2 separate regions of the Mus musculus genome follow, and region 1 is linked to region 2. A link is a loop called in an ENCODE intact Hi-C map of the cell type or tissue named here. Cell type or tissue: left cerebral cortex. All regions are shown on one strand. Links, peaks and the distances in the headings refer to the core of each region. The heading gives the core; the rest is flanking DNA. Region 1 holds the start of Chn1 (chimerin 1). Region 2 holds the start of Atf2 (activating transcription factor 2).

The links. A loop is a pair of places that touch in the nucleus more often than their neighbours do. Peaks named below come from ENCODE experiments on the same cell type or tissue, not always from the same donor. Only the 100,000 strongest peaks of a DNase experiment are listed, where the experiment ranks them.
Region 1: a loop joins it to region 2, with 5 times the contacts of the local background. A loop is called at or near these places in 3 of 42 quality-filtered maps.

Annotation. Positions count from the first base shown.
Region 1 is chr2:73,771,426-73,779,829 of GRCm38, reverse strand. Chn1 (chimerin 1) reads left to right here and starts at 4,484. Exons shown (of 13, transcript NM_001113246.2): 1 at 4,484-4,807. The coding sequence starts at 4,789. In left cerebral cortex, for the core only: CTCF peaks have their summits at 613 (motif pointing left) and 7,297 (motif pointing right); DNase peaks (open chromatin) are centred at 3,633, 4,195, 4,391 and 4,900; H3K4me3 peaks cover 2,170 bases; H3K27ac peaks cover 1,046 bases.
Region 2 is chr2:73,887,616-73,896,019 of GRCm38, reverse strand. It overlaps Atf2 (activating transcription factor 2), which reads left to right and starts at 3,381. Exons shown (of 15, transcript NM_001025093.2): 1 at 3,381-3,545. It overlaps Gm10822 (a long non-coding RNA gene), which reads right to left and starts at 3,612. Exons shown (of 3, transcript XR_003953852.1): 1 at 3,281-3,612; 2 at 2,983-3,109. In left cerebral cortex, for the core only: no CTCF peak of the experiment used is centred there; DNase peaks (open chromatin) are centred at 1,417, 1,905, 3,175 and 3,821; H3K4me3 peaks cover 2,793 bases; H3K27ac peaks cover 2,141 bases.

The DNA.
Region 1 (8,404 bases), core at 329-8,328, 120 kb after region 2:
ACATGTATTTGAAAATATACTTGATGCTGAGTCTATAAAAAAAAATCCCAGGAGATCTGTTATACTATTTACCAGAAAATAAGCATTATTTTAAAAACATTTATTCAAAGCAAAATTAAAAGTAGACCTTCCCCTCCCCCTTCTTGTTCCTTCTCCCAATCCTCTGTCCACTGGTGATTTTGATACAAACTATCACACTTTTTAGAAGCACCTGTGCCTCTTAGACCATTCTAACCTTGGTGGTTTAGTAATCCCCAGGTTCTATCACCCAGGGACCTGAGATCCCCTCTTCTTGCTGAGTAAGAAGAAACTCATTATCCCGGGTTATTCTCATTTCGAATTTAATGCCCCTTCTTGTTGCTTCCCCTCCTTCCCAATCACAGAGCTGCCCAAGTGCTGGTTGGTTTGCCTAACTTGGAAGGCCTTAGTCTCTCCTCAGTGGCACGCCACAAGAAGCCAGATGGCCTTTTAGCATAATTTTGATGAGAGTAAGCATTGTGTAGCAAAATCTTGGCTTCAATTCTTATGGTTTCTTATATACTTTTCTTGGATGGAATTTCAGACCATTTCTAAGGCACAATATTACTCCAGTGGATATAATATAGGCACCCTCTGGTGGTCAATAGAACACAATCAATTCTTCTGAACACTAATTTAAATTATTTAAGTGTAATGGCCAATTTTATAGTTTGTGATGCACACTCTCTCTCTAGTTCTAGATTTCCATCTGAATTCCTATGTTCAAGGCACGTGTGTCTAAGTTACTTTTGCATGCATAAAGCTTTGTCCTTTTAAAATGATACTTCAAAGTCACCAAATGCCACGAATATCATGTAGTGTTTATTCAGAAAACCTGAGAAGGAACCAATAGCAAACGAAACTCACCTCAAACTAATTCACACAGTGGAAACAAAGCTGCCAGTTGCTAACATGAACACAGGACGGAGCTGCTACATATGGTCAGGCTGTGTTAACATTTAAGAAATAATTCCAACCTTTGTAATTGCTATGCTGAGGTATAGAAAATGCTTCTATCAAATTAGCAGAAACAAACTGCGCAACCTTTTCCCTTTAACAACAAGCTTCTGCACTATTTTGGGAACTGTGCTAATATGGCTGGTATTCCAGTGTTTAAAGCTGTGTTGACAAGATAAAGCACTATAATTTTAACTTGTTATTGTGAGACAGACGCTGCCTCATTAATTTCTGCTTCATTCAAAACTGAAGAACAAATCAATGTTTACCAACGGGAATGAAGCTAAATGAGTAAAAAAAAAAAAAAAAAAAAAAAGAAAGAAAGAAAACCTAAAACCCTCCAGTAAGCCATTAGTTCACGATGCAAAAACGCTTTTAAAGGATTGTCTAAGTTCTGTTTACTCAACAGAATTTGGATAGAAGTGAGAAACTATTTTAGTAAATTTAAAATAGATTTCTCAGCATACATTCAATTTTAATACTGCTGAGACTGGAAAAGATTCCTTTATGTTGTAAATGTAGCACTGTTGTGTAATCCATTACTAGTGAGAGAAGAGAGTTGGTGCTCTAAGAAGTGTGACTTCTTGGTTACATTGAGCATTTAGGAACTTTACATGAACACTGCTTTAAATATGTTAAAGATTCAATCATCTTCCAGTTTATCCACAATCCACTTAAAGACTGTTAAAGATCCCTGTGGCAGACACAACCAAGAAGGATGTCAGACTTGATCAACTCCCATGGTTTCATCCTCTCATTTTATGAATGAGGGAGGTAAGGACAGAGAGAGCCAAAGCCTTGTTTAAAACTGAACAGCCATTTAGTAGCCGCACTACAAACAGACTGGCTCTTCTACTTTCCTGCTAAGTCACAATTAAATTTTTGAACGAAGCGTGTGTGTTTTGAAAAGTAAATTCGTTTTTTGCCTTGTTTATAAATGACCAAAGTCACCACCCATAATAATCACTTCTGGGTAGTTAACACTCTCCTCACATTGAATGTGAAGTAGGAGGCTACTGCTTTATTTCCAACTAAGCAAGCAAAGAGGCACACTATTTCTTAATGGCTAGGGTGACATTATAAGCACCAATACTACTTATAAGAGGGAACACTTTGAGTGTGGAAAGCATTTTGTTTGCTAGAGAAGTCAGTGGGAAAACGTCCCTTGCAAGAGCTAGATGCTCTGAGAAGATGCCAACACTCACTTTAATCATTATTTCCAATAGTTTCTTAAAAACAGCTGTCTCTATTGAGTGTGGCTTTATCAAGGTATTGTATAGACAAGAGGAAGGCAATGGGAAGGTCTCCTCTAAAGTCTAAGCTGGGTCCATTACTGGACTTAGCTCTGTTTGGTTGCTGTTAGTAAAAAGTGAAATGTTGGTCTGGTAACTAGAGCTTGGCTGCACAGTGGGTGAATCACAGCAGAGGGGTACTAAGTGCCCTCTTACTGATCCTCAGAGTAACTCCTCAACAGGCAGAGAAAACTCCAGCAAACTGAACTCTCACATCCAAAGGCTTGGTGCTCTGGTAACTCTCATTAAATTGAACTAAGAAAATAAACACTTTTCGGTTCTTAACCTCCATGGACATACAGTCCCGAAGAGAGCTGCTTGTGAATAAAGACTCAGGGCAAGTTGTAATCTCCTGAACTTGAAGTCGACCCACAAATGTAAAACCGCTGAGGACAAAGAATCCACCTTGCTTCTTTGCTTCTAATGGTAAACAGATTTTCCTTTTTAAATTCAAACCAAACATGCTCTAAAGGCTTGGGGGATGGGTGGTGAAGGAGGTTGTCTGGGAGAACTGCAGAAGACTCAGCTTTTCCTCTTGGTTGCCACTAAATAAGCACACATTGGTGGTGGTGGTGGTGGTGGTGGTGGTGGTGGTGGGGATCCTTAAATTGTTCTTTTTTTTCTTTAAATCTGTTCAAATTTCAATGAAAGATTTTAAAAAAGTTTTTGTTTTTAGATGTGAAAAAAATTTTTTTGGTGTGCTTATGTGTACTTTTCTAGGAAGAAGGGAAGTATTTCTTCTAGATACTCCTGGTTGAGACAATGGGCTCTCTAGATACTGATTTATCTGGTTGCAGATTGGATCAGCAGAGATACTATCATGGCTGTAAAATCTGTCCAACAAAGCCTTCTTGAATTTTCATTTATCTTGATGAACTGTAATTTTTTTTTCTCAAGAAAAAAAGGGAGGAGTGCATAAAATCAAAAGGAGATTATTGAAAATAATGTTGTAAAATGTTGGTGATTCCAAGAAATATTTTTATACCAGTAGCTAATGAAAATCTATTTAATGTAAGATCAGGTGCCTAGACGTTTGTTCACTCAGGCTGATTATTTTAATATTTCTTTCTTTTTTGAGTTAACTGGCTTGAAACAAAAGGCTTGGCTCCTCCTTTCTACCGGCTTTTCTTCTTTTCTGATGCTTGAGTGTGCTGTGAAATGATGATTGATTAGCTGCACTCTGTTTGAGGTAGTAATTAGCGTTTTATAAAGATTTGATTCCTGAGATATATTAAATAACACAATAACTAGTTGAAATTTAGAGAAAAGAGGAAAAATGACACCAGGGAACGCGAGGAGCCTGCAAAACAAGAAGTGCACGCAGGAGAAAATGAGGACTGAAGATTAAACAAACACGATTACACACCCAAACACTAACAAACCCTAGACAGAGAAAGTAGGAGGGAAAAGGACTATTTTTATACAGAACAAAGGTAGCAACGAGAAATAAAGTGAAAAACATCACAGTTGAGCCTTTAAAAAACAAACAAACAAAAATCCAAACCCTCAAGCGTTGGATGCCCTCTCGCTAATTAAGGCGACGACAAGGCGAGTAGAAAACACCAGAGCTAGAGACAGTGCCTGTGATTGTCAGATAAAACCCAAAAGCTCCGGGGAATCTTTTGTGGCAGAGACTCGCCAGGCAGCGAGGAACGCTGATGTTTCCCTTAGACAACATCCACAAGGTATAACGTAAAAAAAAAAAAAAAAAAAAAAAAAAAGACACAGTGGCTTTAAGCACCTGCCTTCTAACAGTTATTTTAGATAATTCCCGATGCATTTCAATTACCCGATTCCGGGTATACAGATCGGAAACAAGAGGGGCTCCACCAACCCAAGGGAATGTTAGCAGCATTCACAGGCAGGGACCGCTCGCCGGTTAACCCTGAGGGCGCCGGCAGGAGCTCTATCCTCAGACGAACCCTGGTCCTCAGGAGACCCCGCCTGCCCGCGAGCCCGAGCATCCTCCGCTCTGCTCTCTCATCCCATCCCATTCAAGAAAAATCCCGGGATTTCAGGAGCTGCACCCGCTTAGCCCGGGGCGGCTGTTGCCGTCGCCCCGGGGGTGCGCCTGTTGGGCTTGGGGTGGGGGGCGCAGCCTCACTCTAGGCGCGGCGGATGGGGCGCGTCCCCGTGGGCCGTGCGCGCGCCCGTTGCCATGGTAACGCGCGCTCGGCCGCCCGAGGGGCTGGCGGGAATGCGGCGCGCTCTGGCAAGATGGCGTCGGCGAGGTCGCGGGGTGCGCGGTGAGCGCCGGCCGCCGTCGCTCCGCCCGGCCGGTCGCGCCTCAGGTCCGCCCGCCCGCGCGCGCCCCGCGGGCCCATGGCGGCGACAGGTGCGGGCGCGCGGCGGCTTGCCGGGCTGCCGCGGGCCGGGCGCGCCCCTCGCTAACGCGCGCGTAACTTTTCCTCGCTGCGGCCCCCCGCGGCCTCCGCGCCACGCCCCCCGGGCCGCCGCCCCGCCGAGGTGCCGTCTGCCGGCCGCCGCGGGAGCGAGGAGCGCTGGGCGGCGCGGCTCCACCATGGCTCTGACCCTGTTCGGTGAGTGCCGTCCCCGGCTCCCCGCCGCGGGTGGGCCGCGCCCCGGAGTCGCGTGCGGGCTTGGGGGGGCGCGGGGCGGGCGGGCCGCCTTGTCGGGGCTCCTGGAGCGCGGCCCCGCGCGCCGCTCCCATTGTCTCCTCTCAGGCAGGGCAATGGGCGTGAGCTCCCGGGCCAGTCCTGGGGTCGGGGTGAACACACCGTGCCTCTCTCACATACCAACTTGAGAGGGAAGTTGGCTAGTTGTTTGCAAACCAATTTTCCCTAAGTCGGTAAATAAAGATCCTGGAAAGTTTATTATTATTATTGTTATTATTATTTTGAATAAGATGCGAGAGCATCCCTAGCTTCTCTAGAATTGCCCCGTCCGTGTGTTGCTTCCTGTTGGATTGTTGGGCATTTTGGGGGGACTTGGTACATTGCATTGGAAACAAGAATAATATGTGAACCTAATTTGTTATTGGTTAAAATGTGTGCTCTGAGGAAAGAGGGCAGAAGAAAGTTGGTTACTGTAAGGTAACTGTATTGTTTGGGAAGTGATATTTTGTGGATGTAGTTACTTAACACTATTGTTTCAATGGCTAAGACAGTTTGCAATGACAGTGGGTTGGGGGAAAAGCACTGAAAAGGGACATTTCTTTTTCTTTTACAAAAAACAGACCTTGGTACATCATTTCAAGAGAACTCAGTATGTCAAAACTTAGATTTGCAAAGAATTCAGTTTTTCAAAGTAGGAAGGTGCAATGATGTATTAGGAATAACCTATTATTAATATCCAAGCACATTTCTCACAAGTTATTCGGCATATCCAGTTTCCAGTTAAGTTTTAATTATGTCATCTGACCAGGCACAGTTATGTTGTCACATACCATAAATGCTTTTTGTTGTAAATACCTCCAAGTGAATTCAGCTGCTGGCATCAGTTACTTCTGTTTCTTCTTTCTCTGGAAAATAATATCTTTACTTTACCTTGTATTTAATCTGCATTATTTAATGGAAATGGGGACTTTTTTGTACAAAGGTTACAAATGCTATAAGACTGTACCCTTAGCTTATATTTTCTTTAGAAGCAATGGCTGTGGCTGGTTAGCAACTGTTGCAGCGAATGCACAGCAGTAAGATTTCCAGAGGAAATCTTCAGACTGTATTGGAACAATTGATCTGTCCGGGTTTCTAATGACATATTCTGCATTTTTTAAGGGTTTCAAAGTAAATTGTACTCATCTAGTATTTTCTAGAACACTGACATTCCTGATAAGCAAGGCAGTTAAACTGGGGACACAATACACTTTTTAAAAGATTTTTAGCTTGTAAGCCTTTACCTAGGTGGAAATAAGTAAAAGAAGGGCATGAAATTGTTACCTGTGTGGGAAACTGTTCCCGTCCCTCAGCAGGAATGACTTGGTTTCAGTGTTTTGATATGTGCTTGTGAAAAATAGAATTCAGTTTGCATAAATACACTTTGCTACAATGCGAACGTAGCATACCTTGGTACCTCAGAACAGAAGTAGGGGTTGGAAAAGAGAGAGAGAGGGTGGGGACTGAGAGAGCCTGAGAGACTCTTACTCTGTAGCCTCGGTTTGCCTAGAATTTACTCAGTAGCCCAGGTGCCAGGATTACAGGGATGAGCTACCACACCCACTTTTTTGTAGTGATGGAGCAGCAGCTGTTTTTAACTGTGTCCTGTTGCAGATCATTCCTGTCTCCTGTGTCATCTATCTGTCTGCTAAATGTAGATGCTTTTGTCCAAGTCCAGGGTGAAAGGGATTTTTAAAGGGACACTCAAAGATTCTCTTAGGTGCACACTGAAGTTTGAGAGGTATTGAATTACAGGCAAAGACTAGGGGATTGAATCTAATTGGCTCGGTTCACAAAAACATTTTTGCATATGTAAAGAGAAGTACCTAAGAGTTAGAGAAGGACTTCTTGTCCTTATTTCAGTCTTCTTAGAGGTGGTAGAGGAAGTGCCCCAGCTTCTATCCTGCTACACCCTAGCCTGTTCTGTTCTGTTCTTTTCTTTTCTTTTTCTGTTTTTGTTTTTGTTTTGTTTTTGAGATAGGGCCTTGAACTTGGCCATCCTCTTGCCTTAGCCTCTTGAACGCTGAGACACCAGTTGTATTCATTCTTGGTGACCAATGGAGAGGAGCAGTGATAAGGTTCTGCGAGATCCTGGTGAAGGTGTGGGGATGAGAAGCCAGTTAGATGAATGTGCTCTGCCAGTCTCGGGGGAGAGCTCACCAGCTGGGAGTTTAACTTCCCAGAATAACCACTGCTGCCTATCTTGAGTATCTTGGACCATACTCCAGTTTACAACTTGTGTTGTAAATTTTCATTCACACTTTTCTTTGATGTATGTAATATTTGTATTGGTGTTTACTAGAAGTTAATTTAGATAATTTAGAAGCTCTTATTTAGTGTTTTTGTGTGTATATGTATACCTATGTTTTTTTAAAAAAGACTTATTTACTTTATGTATATGAGTACATTGTAGCTATCTTCAGACACTCCAGAAGAGGGCATCAGATCCCATTACAGATGGTTGTAAGCCACCATGTGGTTGCTGAAAATTGGACTCAGGACCTCTGGAAGAGCAGTCAGTGCTCTTAACCACTGAGCCATCTTTTCAGCCCCATGTACACCCATTTTTTGAGTATGCAGTGCATATGTGTTTGTGTGTGTATGTGTTTGCACATATTCATGTGTATGTGTTTATGTGAAGGTCAAAGGTCAGCCTCAGGTGCCATTGCTTGGGATCCATCCTCTGTGATTATGTGTTTGTGCCACTGTGCATTTAAAACCTCAGTGCAGCTCCTCAGATTCCTTTTACCTTTTGTTCAAGCAGGGCCTCTCACTGGCTGGAGCTTTGCTCAAGCTGGTCAGCAGCTCTAGCCATCTGCGTATTTTCACTGTCCCCATGGGTTTTGAGGGTCTCAATTCAGGATAAATATGAATGAGAGGTAAGAGCATTACCTAAAGAGCCATCTCTCGGCCCTACCTTATGTGTGTGTGTGTGTGTCTCTGTGTGTGTGTAGTATTTGTTTTGTATGTGATCGTCTGTTCATGCACATGTGGCAGTCAGAAGGGTTCTTCCTTAATCTCCTTCCAATTTATAGCCTGGGGCAGTCTCTCAGAAACACATATCACACACACACACACCCACACACCCCCACACACACACACACCCACCCACACACACCCACACCCACACACACACATACACACACACCCACCCACTCTCCGTTCCTCCTAGTGCTGGGTTTCCAGGTGTGTGCTGTTGCAGAGGCTTTCCATGGGTGCAAACTCAGGTGCTTATGCTCACCCAACAAGCACGTCATCCGCTTTCTACCCTCTTTCCCACCTTCCTCAGCTCCCTATCTTAGTTTTTACGTTTTGAGACAGTCTCTCACTGGGACTCTGGGATTGCCATGTAGGCTGAACTGGCCAGCCAGAGAGCCTTTGGAACCCTGCTCCCCAGTCTCTCTCGCTGAGACTGTAGGAGCTGGCCTCCACTCCTGACTGTCTGATGTGGTGCCGGGCATTGAAGTCAGGGTCTCATTCTTTGGGCAGGATTTTACCTACTGGCTCCAACCCTAAGGGTTC
Region 2 (8,404 bases), core at 135-8,134:
TAAAAGGGCTGTTATAGCCCAGAGGTAAAGGAGTGCCTTTGTGTACCTCTGGCCTGCCACCAGGCCTAAGTAAGGACACTGCACTGGATCTGCTCTCCACGTAGATCTCCTTTGTTTGTTTTTTCTCACTTTAGGCATCTTTAGAGTTAGCTAAAACCGAAAGTTCAAAACAAAGAAAAAAAATCACATTCCTTGCTTATATAAAAGAATTCTGAAAATATTTTCCTTAGAATCACATGTTCCTCTAGTACTTCTAGGCATCAAACCTAGGACAGAGAGCTAACTGAGGTGCCTATGTAACATATTACAGTGGACCTGGCCACCATGCTCTTTCAGTATCCCTCAGTCCCTACCTGCCACAGGCTTTGGCTGGATTATATAGGGGAGGGCAGCCCTGCCCCTAGACTGGAGACATTTAGCTTAGGAGAGCTGGGTTTGAGATCTAACAGTACCAGGTGTAGATAATAACTTGATATAGATACTATTTTGATATAGATAATAACTTGATATAGATAATATCTTGATATAGATAATAACTTGATAGCAGAAAATCTAATGCCAAAGCTACTGTCACTTGAGATGAAAATAAATCAATCTGGAGACAAGAATTTCCATTTTTACCCAGGTGATGGTGGTGGTCTTGGTGGTGGTATACACACACCTATAACCCAGCAGAGGCAGAGACAGAGACAGACAGATCTCTGTTAGTTCAAGGCTCACCAGGTCTACAGAGCAAGTTCCAGGACAGTTAGGACTACATAGTAAAAAACAGAAACAAACAAAAAGTGTTTTAATATACATGGTGAAAAAGCAATGTAAAAACTCAATTCTAATGGACAAAGTTCTTTTGAAGTGCTTTAACATTTTTAGGTTTTTTTCCCCTTGGGTTAGATATTGTCGGCTGGAGGAAAGCAGCATCTTAGAGACAGTCATCTGGACCTAGCAACTTATGATCTGGCAGGCCTATATTCTTGTCTGTTAGCCTTCCAACCAGTAATGAGCAGCTGACACCTTGCTGATATAATTAGTGTTCAAGTCTATTGACATTACTGCACTGTTACTAAGTTTACAAGATGGTACTTTCTTTCTAACTTCAGAACCGACAGTGTTAATAATCTGGTTTCTTTCAGGTTTCTCAAGTAATTAAGCTAGTTTTAAAGGAAGATTGAGTTGGCTCACGTACATGTATACAGGCCAGCAACCTATTAGAAGGTCCAGTGACATTACAATTTCACTTTCATGCTAGGCATCATTATTAGACGGCAGGCTCATTAACTCTCAGATACTATTCCAGACAAACTTACAATTTTAGATTCACTTGGCGTGGAGAAATTGGGTGTATTTTATGTAAAGACACGAATTGTATTCATAAATCTAAATTAGAAATACGCATTTAACAAATGGAAAAGCATGATACTAAAAAAAAAGGCTTGCTTTTTAAAAATCAGTGCAAGATTTCACAGGCGCCTTAATCACATTTTGCAACTTGTACATATTTATTGGACAACCAACATCCCTAAAATAAGCACCAAAATCTTCAGTAGGAATAAGTATGTTTAGGAGTAGTGCACCTGAACCAGTTATGGAATTGTAAAGGTCTGTAAAGGTCTGTCTCTTTCATTGTCATTACACTAATCAGTCGTCCTTCTTCTTGCCCCCAATTTTAAGGACATTACTTTGTGTGTATGAGTGTTTGACTGCATAAACGAATGTGCACCACATGCCCACGGAGGCTGGAAGAGGTTGTCCGATCCCCACCCCCACCCCGCTTTTATGAGCAGCTGAGCAGGTATGTGGTGATAGGAAACTAAACTTGGGTGCTCTGCAACATCAGCAAGCACTCCTAACCATCTGTCCAGTTCCTTCCCCCGCCCCGCCCCCTAGTTTTTTTGAAACCTACTTCCTACATTAACAGGCATTTCTTTGGCACTACAATTTATAGAGCAAAGGAAAATATTGTGGGAAGAATGCCTCTTCTCTGCTGGGTTCTCATTGGCGTCCTTTAGTCCTCCTTAAAACATTAACCAAACCGGACGTGGTGGCGCATGCCTTTAATCCCAGCACTTGGGAGGCAGAGGCAGGCGGATTTCTGAGTTCGAGGCCAGCCTGGTCTACAGAGTGAGTTCCAGGTCAGCCAGGGCTACACAGAGAAACCCTGCCTCGAAAATTTAAAAAAATAAAAAAATTAATACCGATCTCTTAAGCTTTAAATGAATGAAGTGATTCTATTGAAATTAATAATTTTAATTAATTTCTTAATTCTACGTCAGGTACCCTGGAAGTGGAGTTATAGACGGCTTAAGGGTTACTTGCGGATGTCCTGGAACTCACTCTGTAGACCAGGCTGGCCTTGAACTTAGAAATCCGTCTGCCTCTGCCTTCCGAGTGCTGGGATTAAAGGCGTGAGCCACCACGCCCGGCTCGCATCCAGTACTGTTAACCGCTGAGACATCTCTTCGGTCCCTGAAATTTGTATTTTTATATCTAACTAAGTAAAGGAAATTTGATAAAAGAAACACTCATAATTACAAGAATTTTTCTCTAGGAAAAAGATCGTTGCTTTGTTTTAAAATATGGTGACATGGGGGTGGAAGACGGTGTATTTCCTTTTGATCACTGCCTTTGAACATACTCGTATGTAATATACCATATACTTGACATAGGGTGGTGGGGAAGATCGGCTCCAGTTCTGGCTTAGTAAAATCCGAACAAAGAACTCTCTAAGAAAAGGTTTCTATTTTCTACGCAGGGCTGACTTATTTTGCTTCAGTGTGCACATGGGGGCGGAGGTGATGACTGGCAAACCCCGACTCTCCAAAACCTTAAGCGTAGCTCTCTCTCCAGCTCTGGCTTCTCGGTACACGGAGAGTGGTCCAGAAGCGCTTCTCCCTTCATAGTCTCATATCCCTAGCGAAGTCAGAAACCAATACGACAGAGACATCCGGCGCCAGGGCTGGGCTCCTTTAGGCTCCCCGACCTCACCTTTCTTCTCTCACACCGCCCACGCCCTCCTGCTCGCTCCTCCGCCACCTGCGCGCGCGCCCCAGATCCGGTGCAGCTTCTCGTGCCCGCCTCCCGACGGCTGCCAATCACAGCTTTCTGCAGTTCCCTGGTTACCGAAACAACGGTCCTTGGGCACCTTGGCCACGCCCCTTTGGACCTGCTTCCCGCCTTTCGTGCTTTTCGCCCAATCACTCGCGTCCGAGTGTTCTTTGGTTCCCGCCTCCCCGCCCCCGCCCTCCTGAAGACCCGCCCTTTTTCCGAGGCACGACGGAGTCACCTGACCCGCGGGCGCTCCCTCGGTGGAAAGCAGGAAGGGGCGTGTGCGTGAAGGGGAGGGGCGCAAGAAGAAAGCGGCAGGGATGCCGGGAGTGGGGCGGGGAGAAGGTTTGTCAGTCGGATCTCGCGAGAGAGGACGGAAGCCTGTGGGAGCCCGTGGCCTTTAAAGTGCGATTCAGCCCTCTCCTCCGGGGCTAGTTTGTAAACACGGCCGGCCTCCGGGCTCGCGGGTGGCTGGCAGGACCATGAATTAGTGACCTGGAAAGGTGAGTAATGGTGGAAGGGCCACGGGCTTGGAGGTTGTAGGGATGCAGAGGAAGAAGGTGCTAACATGGCGACGTCGCTGCCTGTAGTCTCCACCCCCCGCCTCCCACCCCTTTTGCGCCCCTGCTGTGGACCCCAACCCTACGGACGGCGGTGGCCGCGTTGCCGCCTCTGGTCTGGCGGAGCGACCGGACCGTTAGGTAACGCGCTGCGGCTCCGGCCGGCCCCTCCCTCGCGCGCTTTCCCAAGCCTGAGCGAGAAGGAATAACGGCTCTTCTCCGACCCCTCCCTCCGACTTCTCCTCTGGTGTGGTCACTTGAGAGGTCCCCGAGGCGCCCTTCGGATCCGCCCATCTGTCGGGGAGACCCCCGCCGCTAGTCCTTGATCGCGCTGCCCAGAGGGCCCACGCTGGGCTCCCCACCGGGGACTCGGGCGATCGAGGGTTTGGGATGGTGCGTTGAAGGATTGGGAAGCAAGGGTCTCTGGCCTCGGTGGAACGTGATGGAGCCAATGGTAATGGAGAACCTGCTGGTGGTCTCGGCCTTTTCTGTCCTTTCTGCCGCCCTCACACTCCCGCCGCCGCCACCCCCCCCTTTCCAGGTGGGGCGGGGCTGAGGTGTGGGTGCAGGTTGATTCTGCTATTCCCCCCCACACCCCATTTACTTCGACCGGTGTTCTGCAGAGCTTTTGTAGGAAAATAATCTGTGCCTTTTATTACCCCAGGGACAAGGAAGAGAGGTAGGGAGAGATGTGTGTATGTCTCCCCGGGATGCTCACTCATTGAACCAGACCTTGGAGGAGATGGGAACTATTTTTATGCACATAGGTATTATAAAATTGTCTCTTCTTTAATGGAGACTCTTAAACTGGGAAGGTCGAGTAAAACTACCACCAGTATAATTGAGTAAAAGGGATACTCATGATAGACTCTAGGCCCATCGACTAATACCTAGTTTACCTTGTGGAAGTCACAGTTTCTTGGGGATTATAAACTAGGGACACGTTCACACCAGATGCAGGTAATGCTGTTTTTAACATCTGACCAAACACGGACTGTTCTGAGCTCAGTTTGTCCTGTTTGAAGAAATTCTTAACCCTTGGCCATTGTCAAGTAATAACCGTTCCAGGAATACTACTCATTTAGCGCCAAATGGCCTGGGTCTCTAGCACCCAAATGGTAAGACTTTATAAAGGCTTATTTTAAAACAGTTAACTCTAGATGAAATAAGAGTCTTGTATTTAAATTTGCTAAACCTATTTGAAGAATCCCTGCAATAAACTTTTTTCAAAAGTATAGAAATATTTTGTAGAGTATGCTAAAAACATATCCTATATAAGCCAAGAAAACTAAGTACATGGATCTTTAAGGCCATCGATAGTTGAGTGATAATTAAGGTTCTAGGTCTTAAAATCATTAATAAATAATTGGAGAGATGTTTAGAGATGTTTTCATGGGTATTTTAAAATTTTAAAGCTATATTGTTTTGAAATGATACTATCCATTAAATATTTCATGACTAACATTAAGTCAAGAAATCTAGGTTTGTTTTTGTTTTTTTTTATTTTTAAGAAAACTTGAAAACTTGAGTTTTAATTATTATCTGTACTCTCCTAATCAATTATATTGCTAGATCTAGTAAATAACTTTACCTTACATGCTGTTTCCACTCATTTTTGACTTTAGTCTCTTCCAAAATGATATGTGTTTCTGTGAACTGGTATCACTTTCTTTTGTTACTCTTATTGAAATGCCCTTAGAAAAGTAAGTCTTATATTTAAAGCAAAATTTGTATTGGAAGCTGGGCGTGGTGGCGCACGCCTTTAATCCCAGGCAGAGGCAGGCGGATTTCTGAGTTCAAGGCTAGCCTGGTCTACAGAGTGAGTTCTAGGACAGCCAGGGCTACCCAGAGAAACCCTGTCTCGAAAACAAAACAAAACAAAAAAATTTGTATTGGAACCCTCCTTGATTAGAAGTCAATGAAAGTAATTAGATAATTCAATGAAAGTGATTGGATGATTCAACTGACCTGTATGAAATTAATACATATAGTACTCCCTGTATTAACTTGTAGCCTACAAAACCACCTGTCATATAGTCAATGGTTTTAACATTTTGTGACTATCTTATATTCACATCTATTTCTATAGACTGAAATCTTGTCTGAAATGGAACATGTTCTATGTTTGTTTTTAAGATTTATTTATTTTTGTGTTTTGCTTGCATATATGTATGTGTACCATTTATGGGCAGTGCCCTTAGAGACCATCTTAAATCCTGAATCTCTAAAACTAGAGTTACATATTATTATGAGCCACCATGTGGGTGCTGGGAACTTATCCCAGCTGCTCTGCAAGAACAACAGGTACTCTTAACTGCTGAGCCATCTCTCCAGCCCTTTGTTTGCTTTTCTACCGTGCTAGGAAAGCTCTTTTTATTTTGTTGTTTCCAGACATGGCTTATCTCTGTAGTTGGCTATCCTGGAACTTGTTTGTAGACCAGGCTGGCCTCCACCTCACAGAGATCCTGCCTACCTCTACCTCCTGACCACTGGGACTAAAAGGTGTGCTCTTTTTTATTGAGATATACATTTCTCAAAATCTATTTATGTAATTTTTTTATTTTACAGTTATATGTGTCTAACTGCTTGTCTGCCTTCTTGCCTGTGTGGATGATAGCATATTTATGGAGATTAAAGGACAACATTGAAGAGTAAATGTTCTCTTTCCACCACATGGGTTCTGAGGATAGAACCCTGGTCATAAGGCTCAACAGCAAGAGCTTTACCCACTGGACCATCTCATTAGCCCTATATGTAACTCTAATGTTGAAGATATAGTGATCCCTATTACTATTTTTGTCTGTGGGGGGAAATGGCAGAAAAACACTTTCTTTGTTATGTTTCTTAAAGTTAAAGAGTTAAAGTAAGGTATCATTTCATAGAAAATAGAAGAATGCATGAGTCTTTAAGGCCATTGGTAATTGTAATACGTGTTTCATATTACATGAAATATACAATTATAAACTTGTATGTGATATATATACCTTCTCATTTTTTATTGACAAACCTCAAACATATTTTTATTTTAAGATAGTCTATGATGCTTACTTTGTTCTTTTTTATAATCATAAAGGGATTTAAATGTATGTTTTATTTGCTATTGTATATGTGTATAATGTGCTTGTATTGGCATGTACATGCTACAACTTGGGTTTAGTGGACAGAACAACTTTATGGAGGTAGCTTTTTCTTTCTACCTTACATGCATTATGGGTATTGAACTCAGGTTGTCAGGTTTGCATGGCAAATGTTTTGCTGGATGAGCCATATCACTACCTCTAAAATAATTATTTCTTCTCTTCATCCTGCTCCTTTGGGGTCAGGGGACAACATGGGGTATGACTGTATCTTGAGAGTGTAGGTATATTTACTTGGGTCCATATTTTAACTGCTAATTGTCAGCCTTTCCCCACATTAATATCCAAGAAATCAAAAACAAAAACAAAAACACTTGAAATATAGTAGTGAGTGACTTGTGATCCTTTAGAAGGTTCTTAGAAAAACAGTAATTATGCTTGGCAAATAGTAAATGGACTTGAGTTAATTTTCGTAGTATATGTTTACATTCATCTGTACCATTAGCTTTTCTTTCTAACCTTTTGTTTTGTTACTCTGTTGTTTTTGTTCATTTGAGACAGGTTTCTCTGTGTAGCCCTGGTTGTTTGGGAACTCACTCTGTAGACTAGATGGCCTCAGACTCAGAGATCTGCCTGCCTCTGCCTCCTTAGTTCTGGGATTTAAGGCATGCGCCACTTTTGATTTTTTCAGTATGTTCTCTAACATGTTTTCATTTTGTCTAATGGAACTTTGCATACCAGTTTTCTATCTTTACTCATTTAGTTTTACCTTTTCTAGCTTTATAGTTTTCTATTATATTCGTTTTGTGATGTTTGATTGATTATGTAGTTAACCGAGCCACTTAAGCCACTTAATAAATTTCTCAGTATTAAATGCCTAAATGGAAGAAAATTGATTTAAATTTTTGTTATTTATTTGAAATAGGATGTCACTCTGTAATCCAGGCTGCTGGAACTCATGGCCTCAGACCTATGGCAATCTTGCAGCAGCCTCCAAGTCCTGAGATTACAGCCATTAGCCACCCTGTCTAGCTAATTTTTAATAATTTTAATTTTGAAGACAGAATCTCATGTAGCTTGCTCTGCTTTTTTTTCCCCTTTCTGATTTTAACGTTGAATTAATGAACGGTTTTGGGTTTTTTTGAGACAATGTTTCACTGTGTGTGTATTCCTGTATTTTTCTTTTGTATAAACTTTGTAGTATTTGCTACCGTTTTTTTCCTTTGAGTTGATTCTATAATATAATAAGCTCAGTGGAAATACTTATCAGAGAATATAAGTATTTGTGGAGTTGCCAGGACTTTTGCTTTCTCCCAGAAGGAGGCTTACTTACACTGGTGTTTTAGTGTGAGTGTGCTACCTTTGCCATCATTTTGTTAACTTGTGGTTATGATTTTCAATATGATATGATTACTTGACTGCGAGTTATTACTGGAAAAAAGTTATATTGTTCAGTAGTTTCAAAATCATAATATAGTTGACCATATAATTTTATAGTTATGAACAATGACCTATGTATTTGGACAAATACCTATTTTATTATATTTTCTGTCATTTATCAGTTTGTTTTGTTTACAAAAGCCTAATAATATCACTACTTAAATTTTGTATACTTTGCTCATTGAATTTATTAGTTTTAATTTATGGACCACTTTCTGAATTACAGATTTCAAGGAATTACTACTAAATTTTCTTTCATATATTCTGGCACAATGAATGTTGTTT